Linked DNA regions of Homo sapiens: region 1 is linked to region 2. A link is a loop called in an ENCODE intact Hi-C map of the cell type or tissue named here. Cell type or tissue: sigmoid colon. All regions are shown on one strand. Each heading gives the region's core, and the rest is flanking DNA. Links, peaks and the distances in the headings are about the cores only. Region 1 overlaps LOC105373456 (a long non-coding RNA gene). Region 2 overlaps LOC105373456 (a long non-coding RNA gene).

Evidence for each region. Hi-C counts contacts between places; a loop is a spot of excess contacts. Peaks named below come from ENCODE experiments on the same cell type or tissue, not always from the same donor. Only the 100,000 strongest peaks of a DNase experiment are listed, where the experiment ranks them.
Region 1: a loop joins it to region 2, with 2.5 times the contacts of the local background. A loop is called at or near these places in 1 of 110 quality-filtered maps.

Annotation. Positions count from the first base shown.
Region 1 is chr2:18,788,583-18,793,967 of GRCh38, reverse strand. The region is part of intron 4 of LOC105373456 (a long non-coding RNA gene); the gene reads right to left. Among named protein-coding and RNA genes, the nearest start is that of NT5C1B-RDH14, 200 kb to the right of the region's middle. In sigmoid colon, for the core only: no CTCF peak of the experiment used is centred there; DNase peaks (open chromatin) are centred at 1,637, 2,267 and 2,597.
Region 2 is chr2:18,973,372-18,978,756 of GRCh38, reverse strand. All of the region lies in intron 5 of LOC105373456 (a long non-coding RNA gene), which reads right to left. Among named protein-coding and RNA genes, the nearest start is that of LINC01376, 51 kb to the left of the region's middle. In sigmoid colon, for the core only: no CTCF peak of the experiment used is centred there; DNase peaks (open chromatin) are centred at 1,846 and 2,176; H3K4me3 peaks cover 594 bases; H3K27ac peaks cover 1,374 bases.

The DNA of each region.
Region 1 (5,385 bases), core at 56-5,055, 180 kb after region 2:
AGGTATCAGGATGGCAACAGGCCCTGGCTCTCCTTCCTGCAGTGGTAGATGAGGGACATCTCTAGACCAACCTCTGCACAGGCTTTCCTCTTCCTGATCTTTCCTAGGTCATGACGGTAACAGCCAGGTGCCCTCACTACCTTCCTTGACTAGACCCAGGGCCTCCTACCCTGGCCTCTGCTGAGAGTCTCCTCAGGGTGGAGCTGAGGGAGAGGCCAAAGGGCCTTCAGAAATTTCTCTCCAGAATGGGACAAGGCACTGCCTCCTCTCAGGACCAGGATAAATCACCACAGAAACAGGACTCATCAAATGAGGGCAAGGCAATCAGTTAAAGGGAATGCAAATCTGGAGGAATGGAAATAAAATGCAGCCAGGTGCAGCCACCAAAGAAACGATCAAAGGTATCCCATGGGAAGAAACATGGCTCACTGAAGAGAGGCACTATCGGAAAGCTCTTCCCTGCAGTGTTTATTAATCAGTGCCCTTGCATCCAGCGTACAATTATGAACGATTTATTGTATCCATGTTCAGAACACATAGGATATTATTCCAGATGGGATACAGCAGACAAGTTGAGAGCACAGGGATTAAAAGAAAGAAAAGAAAATGAGAAGAAAGAACAAATGTGAGAGTAGAGAAACAAGGCCCAAGAGAATAGAGAGAGATACCAATCCCCAGGAGAATGAAGTCACATTTTTTTGTGCAGAATGAAAGTTAAGCTGTGTCCATGGTTGACAGAAAACAAAATGCAGTAGCATAAACCATTTATTTTCTCACTTGCTTTCCCCCCTGGAACCTCACCAATAAAATTAGACTCCTGAGTTCAACCAAATCTCTGTGATCTCAAACTATGCTCCTTTGAAAAATACTATAGAAAAAAAAGCATGTGTGTATGTATCTGTGCATATGTGTGTACATCTGTATGCACGTGTAGTGTGTGCATGCATGTGTATGTGGGGCATGTGTATGTGTGCATGTGTGTGTGCCTGCATGGGGTGTGTGTGTGTGTGCACGCGCGCGCAGTGGGGCAGAGCAGCTCCCTTTCTAGGGTCTGGGCACACTTTGCTGCAGGAGCCTTTCCAGTAGGAAGACTCAGACAAGCAAGCCCAGCTCAGGTTTCATGAGGCTTCATCTTGTCTGAAGGCTGGTCACAGAGCAAAGTCGGGTATATTTCAGAGGCTGATTAAAGCTCTCACAAATGCCAGCTTCTATAGTTTCAATAACTATTAATTTAAAGAATATATTTGCCTGGAAAAAAAAAAGAAAAACATTGCAAACCATTCCTGTTTTATCGCCGAGAGGGTCCTTCCTCTGCACAGATTCTTTCCTTCATCATGAAGTGAGCAAGTCTGAGCTGGACAGTTATCAAGGTGGGGCAATTATAGGAACTGGGGCCAGCTTCTTCCAATTAGGTAACTGTGCACAGACCTTTGCCATGGTGACAGCAAAAAAACTACCGCTCAATCCCCCATTCCCACTGTTCAAGTGATAAATGACCCTCAGGCTTCTCTCCCCAAAGCCAAGCAAGGCCTGTCTCTGGACAAAGGCCAGGGAAAACAGAAAAAGATTTATAAGAGCCAAAAGCAGGGTGAAGAAGAGCTGCAGGGCATAGGGGAAAGACCAGTGAGAAAACATGGTGCGTTTTAGTAGCTGCATGTTACTTTATGAGGACTGGGTTGGGTCAGAGGGGGAGTTGGGGATCTGGCGAAGAATAAGTGGCCATAGTTAAATAGCCAGGCTGGGAGAGCTCTGTTGGCCCTGCTCTTTGGAAAGAGGGAGCTCCGGACTGCAAATCTCAGCCTGGCTCTTTCCTTCACCCCAGTTCTTTCTAAACAGACACCACTAAAGGAATGTATTTAAAACTAAGGAGACAAATGGAGACAGAGAAAGAGTGGTCATGTACTGCTGAGATTAAAAGGCATGATGGTACAATTAAAGATATTTACCAGAGAAATTTGAGCCCCATTACATGCTGGCGTACAGTATGTGAAGAAGAACTGTTTTATATCATTAAAGACAAAAACCAGGTCTATAGGTAAGCTTTAAGAACAATAAACATCCTGAATTCAAGAATAAGTCTGTCAAATGAAGGGATATTGATTTTGGAACAAGGAATATTATGTCAAACAACATTAGTTTAATTGATCTGAATTTAGTTTAAGTACTAAAAGCATTTATATACAAACAGCAAATGAAAATTAACTGCAGCTGAGTCTTGCTGCTTGTTCTCAGGGGTGCGGCGCGGATGAGAACCTGGCACCGAGGAGGCCTGGTTGGAGTCTTGAACACACGGAAGAGCTGGGGTTTCTTCCCAGCACGACAATGAGGAAGGCAATGTGCTTTCTCTCAGAGGTAGGAACATTTAACACTGGCCCTTGACTTCTCAAAATACACAAATACTGTTTCTTGCTCTGGAGGAATTCATAAGAGAACAGGGGTGAGACAAGGAATGAGTCAGTCCCTGAGTACAAGAGAGGCTTCTGGTCCGGAGGTGAGTGAATGAGACAGTCCCTCCTCTGCCTCTGACTGCTTGGCCCCATCTGAACCAATGTCTTAATAAAGCCTGCCTTTGCTCTGCACAGAGCTCTCCCTTTCAGCTGCTGCCAGGCCCTCGGAGACCCAGGTAGAGGTTCCAGGAAAGTCGGTGGGCATGGGGCCAGAGACAGGACAGGTTCTCAAGAAACAGTACCAGCTTTAGTCCCTCCATGAGGGTAAAATGGAGAAATAATTCAAGAGTGCCCAAACCCACTCCTTTCTTGTGTTCTTGTTTTCTACTAAGAAAAAGGAAAGAAAGGAAAGAGAGAAAAAAAGAAGGAAGGAAGGAAGAGAGAGAGACAGAGAAAAAAGAGAGAGAGAGAAAGCAAGCAAGCAAGCAGGGAGGGAGGGAGAGAGGGAAGGAAGGAGGGAAGGGGAAGGGGAAAGGGAAGGGGAGGAAGGAAGGAAAGAACCACTTTTTTTTTTTAAATCTCTTCCCACATTGATCCCATAGAACTCACTCTGGGATGGATCTTGAGAATGTTCAGGAAGGGCTCAGCGATAAACCCAGGGCAGAGATGCACATTTTCTATTTTGTTACTAAAACTTCGTGTGCAAAAATAAGCGTGGTTTGGGGTTAGGCAAGGGAAAAGCCAGTGAACCCTTTGGAAGTGCATCAACTTGTCATAGGTCCATGTGAATGGCTGAGGGTGTGAAGACTTCACTATGTGTCAGACTCATTATTTAATGTCCAGTCAGCTTAGGAGCCAACCATGTTTCCACTTTGTTTTCCAAAGGCCTGACAAAGGCCCTGGGGTGTTATTTTGTTTACATATTGCCACCTGTGTACTCTCTCTGAAAGCCAAATCTCCACTCCAAGATCAAAGGGCAGCTGAGTCTTGGACCATTAAGTGGAGCTGGAAGAAAGATCTCTCCACCTCCAGCCTTCAGCTTTCACTCAAACCACAGATTGTTCTATGTTGTAAGATTTATAGCTTTGCTTGTGAACATGATCACAAAAACCAACAGAAATAGCCTAAAGTCATGGTTCTCTATCTGTTCAGACCCTTGCCAAACACATCAAGTATGGTCTCAGGGTTTTCTTCGTAAAAGGACCTTTAGGTGAGCTCTGGAGATACCAGAGTTTCCAATCTCTGTTTTGATTTCCTCTTGAAATGCTTTTCTATTCATACTCATTTGAAACATTTTCCATCAAAATATTTTCCCCTGATGTTCTCAGTCATTATGGCCAGTGGAGGAGCAGACTGACACATGACCAGGATGACAGCCACCTGGGAAGACAGATGTCACTTGCTGAGGACAATGCAATAAGAAAGAGGACGCTGGTCAAGGCTGATGAAACATTCTGGGAACATTCACTCTGTGCAAGATACTATGGATACTATGTAGTTAGTGTTTTTTAGACTCGAAAGAACTAATATTCCTGGGATAATATTCATGTTATATTTGCTCATCAAATGTCTATTGAATACCTTTGATGTGCCAGGCCTTATGCAGAGCATGCATGAAGATCTGCACACATTCCCACCTTAGTCAAGAGGAGCAGGTGATTCCAGCATGCCTAGCTTATACCTGCTGAAACAGAGGTACACACAAGCTTCTAAAATAATCTTGAAGACAAAGCAATTTCTCTTCCAAGAAAGAAGAGGGGTTTGTCAAGTCTTAACCCAGAAGCCTACAAGCTGGGATGCATGGATGGGAAGAAAGGAGATGCCCTGAAGAGCGACCAGCAAGAATAAAAGCACACAGAGGGTGCCGATGATGTCTGCACCACGCTAAGGAATCAAGGATGTCAAATTGCAGGGACTGTAGTAGGAACCTGGCAAGAATCCTAGGCAGTCACACTCATGGCTTACTAACACTATTAAAATTGGTTTTCTTTCCCCTTGAGAGGCTATAATGGACTGAGAGGCAGATGGTCTTTGGTTTAAGTCAGTGTCCTCCATTTCTTAGAGGATCTTGGGTGCATCACTTAACCTCTCTAAACTCCAGCTTCCTCCTGTGACACATGCAGAAATGAACAGTTGTCCTACCTTTCCACGAAAGTAGAGATCTTGTGTGAGTAAGCCCTTACACAGACAGGCTAGGCTACAAGGGCCTTCAGTGATAAGACCCAGAGGGGCTCACACAGAGAAATGAAGTGAGAAGAAGTGTAAGACTTTCTCTGCCCTGAATTTAGGAAAAACTCCCAGTAGTTCTCCCCATATGATGCCGAGTAAGTCGCATCATTTCCCCAGGCTTTATTCTTCTCATCCACAAAAAAGGAGCGGAAGGCCAGGGTTCATTTTTAAGTTTTCTTCCAGTTTTAACGTCCAACGACAGAGTTTAAAGATCGTTGGGCAAAATTTTCAGATTCCTGAAGACTTTGTTTGAATCCACCTCCTGGAGTGTAACTGTTATATGTCTGAACATTACAAATTATGAAATATTAAATAAATATATGTGCATATACATAAACACATGTGAGTATATATAGACACACATGTATATATGTAACTCAATTGTTCCAGCCAGGGACATCCGTCCAATGCCTGGAGTTTCTCTTTTTCTTTCAGGATTCAGCATTTGGCCTAGTTCCAACGTATTCCCGAGTTTCTGAATCTTGTTCCCACAAAGATCTGTCTTCTCTCTCTGGTTGAAAGAAATGCATGCTGGGCATCCTGCCAAGCACTTGGAGGCCTCCTGGAATTCTGCTGTGACCCCTGGGGTGTGCCGCTTTCCTGTGTCACAGCTCTGGAGTAAGGAGGGAGGCCTACGGTGCCCTTGCTGTAGTTAAGTGTTAAATATTGGGGCATAAAAAGTGTACTCAGGCTCACAACTGAACTCTCCAGATCTGTCTCCAGAATCCCAGCCAACTGTGTCCTGAGGCATCCAGGGTCTATGGAGTAA
Region 2 (5,385 bases), core at 253-5,252:
TACATAAATTGCTTACCTAATAATGCTAGTGAGAGATAAAATAGAAATTCTAGTCACTAAAGAAAATCAAATGTTGAATGGGGCCACTTAGAAAGTGTCTTTGGATTCTATGTTCTATGCAACAGGAACCATTTCTTTTATTGACCTTCAAATTGGGAGACATCAAAGTTAATGGCAGCATTGATACCATTAACAAAAACTGAAGACACAATAGGAGCAGAAGATATGGGGACAAAATGACACATTCAAGCTTGAATTGCTAGTAGCACCCAAAGCAAACAATGATTTCTCTGGGAACAAAATGGCACTAAAATGAAGTGGGTCATTTTCTTACCATTCATACCCAGGCAGTAAAATATATACCATCTATGCCATGATGTAAAACACTCACGTGCTTTCTGAAGCTGTTCCATTTAGATATCATGGTTATGTGTGTTGTGATGAACTTGGTAAATTCATAAAATAGTCTTCCAGTTGAGACCATTTCTACCATTAGGCATGATGTTTCCATGACTTATTCTGGCAAGAGTAGACTGGCATTGAATCAATAAATATGTATATAGGTAGCTTTGAACCACAAATGATCTTACGTAAATTAATAAGGCAATTGAGACTGTGTAGACCTGTTTTGAAAAATAATTCATAAGACCAAAATGGAAAATAATTGTAAAATATTTACTTCTGGCCACTACATTAGGGTTATATGTAATCAGGTCACTTCCCGGGGCCTAATGAACTATTAGCAGTGACACCAGAATTTGGATATAAAAGTTTTTACATAAGCAATTTGAAGAATGAATTCATTCGTTTTTCCAATGTCACTGAAAAGATATATATTTGCTCGTCTTTTATTTCTTATTTTTTTGCTTGAGTTGTTTTAATTCTTTTACTTGAGTGTCCTGAGAAGTTTTATGTATGCCAAATTCTGAGGCAGTGACATTAAAGAGAGGTTTAAACCTTATTCTAAGGACAGTGGCCTTTAAAATATGATTTGAAAGAGAAAAGAAAGGAACCAATGAAATGATCTAATATTAATACCCCATTAATAATGTAGTATTTAGGACAAGTAAGTAAAGCCAAATGTTAACCGAAATGTCTCCCAGTTGGGTCAGAGTCTGAACATCCCCCTGCAGTGTAAACACTCCAGCCTTGTGCCCAGGAATTACAATGTGGGCCAAGGACTAACTCACAGCTTTCGGTGCCCAATCAGCATGCAGTTAAAACAACTAAAATAACATGACATAAAGACACAAGACACGTTGAAAAACAAACTCTTACACACACATGACAAAGAAAAATACTTGATATTAAACAGCCCCAAATTATCTTCTATTAACAGCTCAATTCTATTGGTAGCCCACCACACTGATGGCTTGAAATCTTCCAGCACTCATTTAAGAGTCTCAGGGAGTCTGATTTACTTCTCAATGGCCCATTCATCCTTTGAACGTTTACTCTGTAGCCTGTGCAGTTATAACCTAAGCTGGATTTCATACATGAAAACTGACCTCCAGCACCCAATATTTTTGCCAAGTCTCAGTGAAGGCTCTTGGAATAATTTAGAGTTTGCCATAATGACAAGTTTAAGATTCAATTAATAAGTGTAGTAATTTATTTTTACTATGTTTGTAAAATGGCTTTAGCCCAACTAATTTCACTCCCCTTCACAGCCAAAAGGCCTAAGATAGCAACGATGATCCTCGCAGCAACACACAACAGGGCAGTTCGCTCTTGGTTGTTTAATGCCACGTCAAACACAAAGATTTCTACAGGACTCAGATGGAGACATTTCTCTCTTGCCTTAGTTTGGGCAAAAAATTGATGTCCTTCAGATAGCTGTAATGGATGGTGAGGACGGCAGAGAGTAATCAGGCCCAGCCCGAGGCAAATGCCAAAAGTTTCCCAGAAGGATAAATCTTGTTTCCTGCCTTACTTCACAGAATTAAGCCTTAAACAAGTCATGTTCTGTGGCTTGGATGCTGTGTTTATATCAGCTTTGGCTCCCTGGCTTGTGGTTGGGAACATTGTATTGGTCTGTAACTCAGGAAGGTTTTCCTGAAGCAAGAAATCACTATGTCGGTATCTTTATCTCCCATTCCATTTTATTTGTTCTATTAATACTGGCAAACGAGCTCTGAATGGTAAGTGGATTCATAGGAGACAGTGACATTGACCAGGTGCAGCTCGCAAAGCCAATGATTTAGCGCTCTGTTTCGGTAACCGTCTTTCCCAGGAGTTGTATGAAAGATGCCTCTTCATAAAGGATTTCGTTTTGGAAAATAATAACAGCACCTCATCTGTGCATGGCTCATTCTCGGTAGGTTCAGGAAAAAATCTTTTCTGTGGAGTTCAGGGTAGGCTGAGACCTTGTGGTCTCTCAGTGTCTTAAATGAAACCAAATCCTCTGGGGAGTGCATTCATTTATGGTTAGTAACAGGCGACTTCCTGTTTCGAAGCAAAATGGGCTTGAAGAGGCTTATAAAAAAGACTCAAAAGGTTTCTTGGACATCAAATGACTCTAGTAAAACATTTCGATGAGTTAAGTGTAAATGTACCAGCAGCATACGGATTAAATTCCCTTCTAAATAAACATTAACAGAGAACATGTTTGGCAAAATGCATTTTGAGTTTTGCAAAACTGAAAACATTTGAAAAAGGAGTGTGAGATATTTGATGAACTCAGAAAGCAGCCGGATTGCCCATCCCATACTTGAATATTGTCTTTGGATGTTCTGCAGATGTCAAATAAATTAGGATGCAGATATTAAGACCAATGTCTGCTGCAGAAATGATCAGCTGCCTGTCAGTTAGGATGGCGTTTTTGTGTATACCCTGTTCGTGTATGTGTGGCTGAACAGAGCCGTGGGGGACCTGTAACCCTTTCCTCACCTACAGGCATCCTCCCTTTCCTGGATTCAGTCCTGTAAGACCTTTTATTATTCACAGCTCTTCCATCTGTTTTGCTGCCTGTGAGATATTTTGGCTTCCAAAGAGGATTCCTGCTTTGCTATATATTTACAATGAAACTTTGGTGTCACCAGGCAGATGACAGCCTTGGCGTTGCTTGGGCCAAGGCCTTTTATCCAGAAGCCACTGTCCTCGTCAAGACTCTTATTATCTCTCACTATCTCTTTTTTCTGACATGCTCCCGAAACAAAATTTATGAATCCTTTGAGATGGTGGAAGTAACGACGGAACAGAAAAGATTAAGGGGAGAAACATTTTAAATGGGCCACCAACTACACTTGGTAACTATTAATAAATGTAGAAAAGAATCAAACGTTACTCTAAGGGTTGAGTTTTAGTGATCGTATCAATGGTGAAGCCACTGAATTAGAGAAGCACCTTTAGAAATCTTTTCCATTATTAAGTCTGATAGAGCAGGAAAGCACACCATTTGTATCCTTTTTATAAAGTATTTGACCCAGAATAACAAATAGTCATGTCACAGGGCAAATCTCATATGATTTGGATGCCATTACCTTGTAGTCTGTAACTACACTGACTTACGATCATTTTGGTTTTGAATGGTACTTGCAGAAAGTAGATTTGAAGAAAATTAACAGGCCAATACTCGGCAAGTATTATGTTGAAATATTTAAAAGATTAAAAGTTTAGCTCAGTGTATTTTGGCAAATAATATTATTTATAGATAAGTAATGACCCACTACCATACCAAAAATAATACAGACAATTAATATGCTACTCATTAAAATGTTTACTAAAGCCTTTATAGGGAGCACCCACTTCTCTTTTTGGAATTATTGAACAGCCAAACAACCGTCAGCATCTTCTCTTCTGCTATCTTCATGCATTCATTAAATGGTTTTCCATTAAGGCTGTGGTGAGACTGAGTCTGTTGACTTCATTTCTCTCTACTTTCAAATTACTCTACATATGGTTGCCAGAGTTTTCTTTCAAAAGGACTAGTCTTGTCATTCACCTGTTCAATAATCTTTGATGCCTACCAGGTGCCTCCAGAATAAAGCCCAAGTTCTTTAACTTGGTGTTCAAAACCCTCTGGTCTGGCCCTAATTCACATTTCAGTTCATGTTCCACCACCTCATAATCCGGTCATACCAGACAAATTCTCTATTCCCAGATTCCACATGTTCAATATGCTCTCATAGTATTTACCACTTCTTCTCAGCATTTTGCACACTTGTAAATATTTGCTAAATTATTTGTTTAAACAGAGTTTCCCCACTAAACTCCCAGTTAAGTGAGGGTGAGGGTTGTGTCTGCCTCATGTATTCTGTATCCCCAGGTTCCATCTTAGTGACTGGAACACAGTAGGTGCCCTGTGATGTCTGTGAACTCATGGAGCCACTTGTCTGTTTTCTTGTGGCACTGACTGTGTATTTATATTTTAGTACTTATGAATTCCATGTTTGTCTACCTGAATTTCCTACCACGATTCTTTGAGCCTAGAGGACAGAGACTGTGCCTTAATTTATTTCTGTATCCTTAGCACCTGGGGTAGTGCTTAGCACACCCTGAATACTCAATACATATTTGACAAAGTTAAACAAGAACATTTGCTGCACGTTCTAAAAAATCATCCCATTCCTTAGGTAAGCCTACAGGCATGACGACAATTTTGAGATGTAGCTCTCACTCCTGCATCAAAGGCAACATTCTAGGGCAGGCAAGTTATAGGTCATAGGCCAAGTCTGTCTGCCACCATCTCTTTTTGTAAATAATTTTATTGGAATATTCATTTTTTATATTGTCAATGTCTGCTTTCATACTACAATAGCAGGTTTGAATAATGGCAGAGACCAAGGACTTTGAAGGCCCCAAATATTTACTATTTGGTCCTTTATACATGAAGTTTGCTGACAACTGTATACACAAATAAGTATACTAATTGTATTTACTTTATATAGTGGTTATAAGCATTAAATTAAGTAACATCTATAAAATGCTTAGTACCATCTTTGGCACATATTAATTGCCAAACTGTTAGGTATCATCATCATTATAGTATCTTAATTATTTTCTAACAGTTACAAACATAGGGTAGAGCAGGCCAGTAGAAACTTGATACAGGCCATTCTAGAAGCAGGGATGGAAGAAGTCAAATCTAAGAGCTTGGCAATGAGGGAGAAGCAAAGTACAAAACAGACCTAGTGTCGATAGAAATGTCATTTGATATAAGTATATGACCATCATATACCCTGATGGTTTTATTATTACCCCCATTTTACAGATGAGAAACCTAAGACACCAAATCCTCGTCCATTTGTCACAGATGCTCAAGCTAGAAGTCATGGAGCTGACACTAGAAATCAGAACTTGAAAGGACTGTCCACATGAGAAAGAAACCGAAACAAGTCTGTTCCCTGTCCCAGGCAAACAATCATCAACTGGGCTAGGACGACC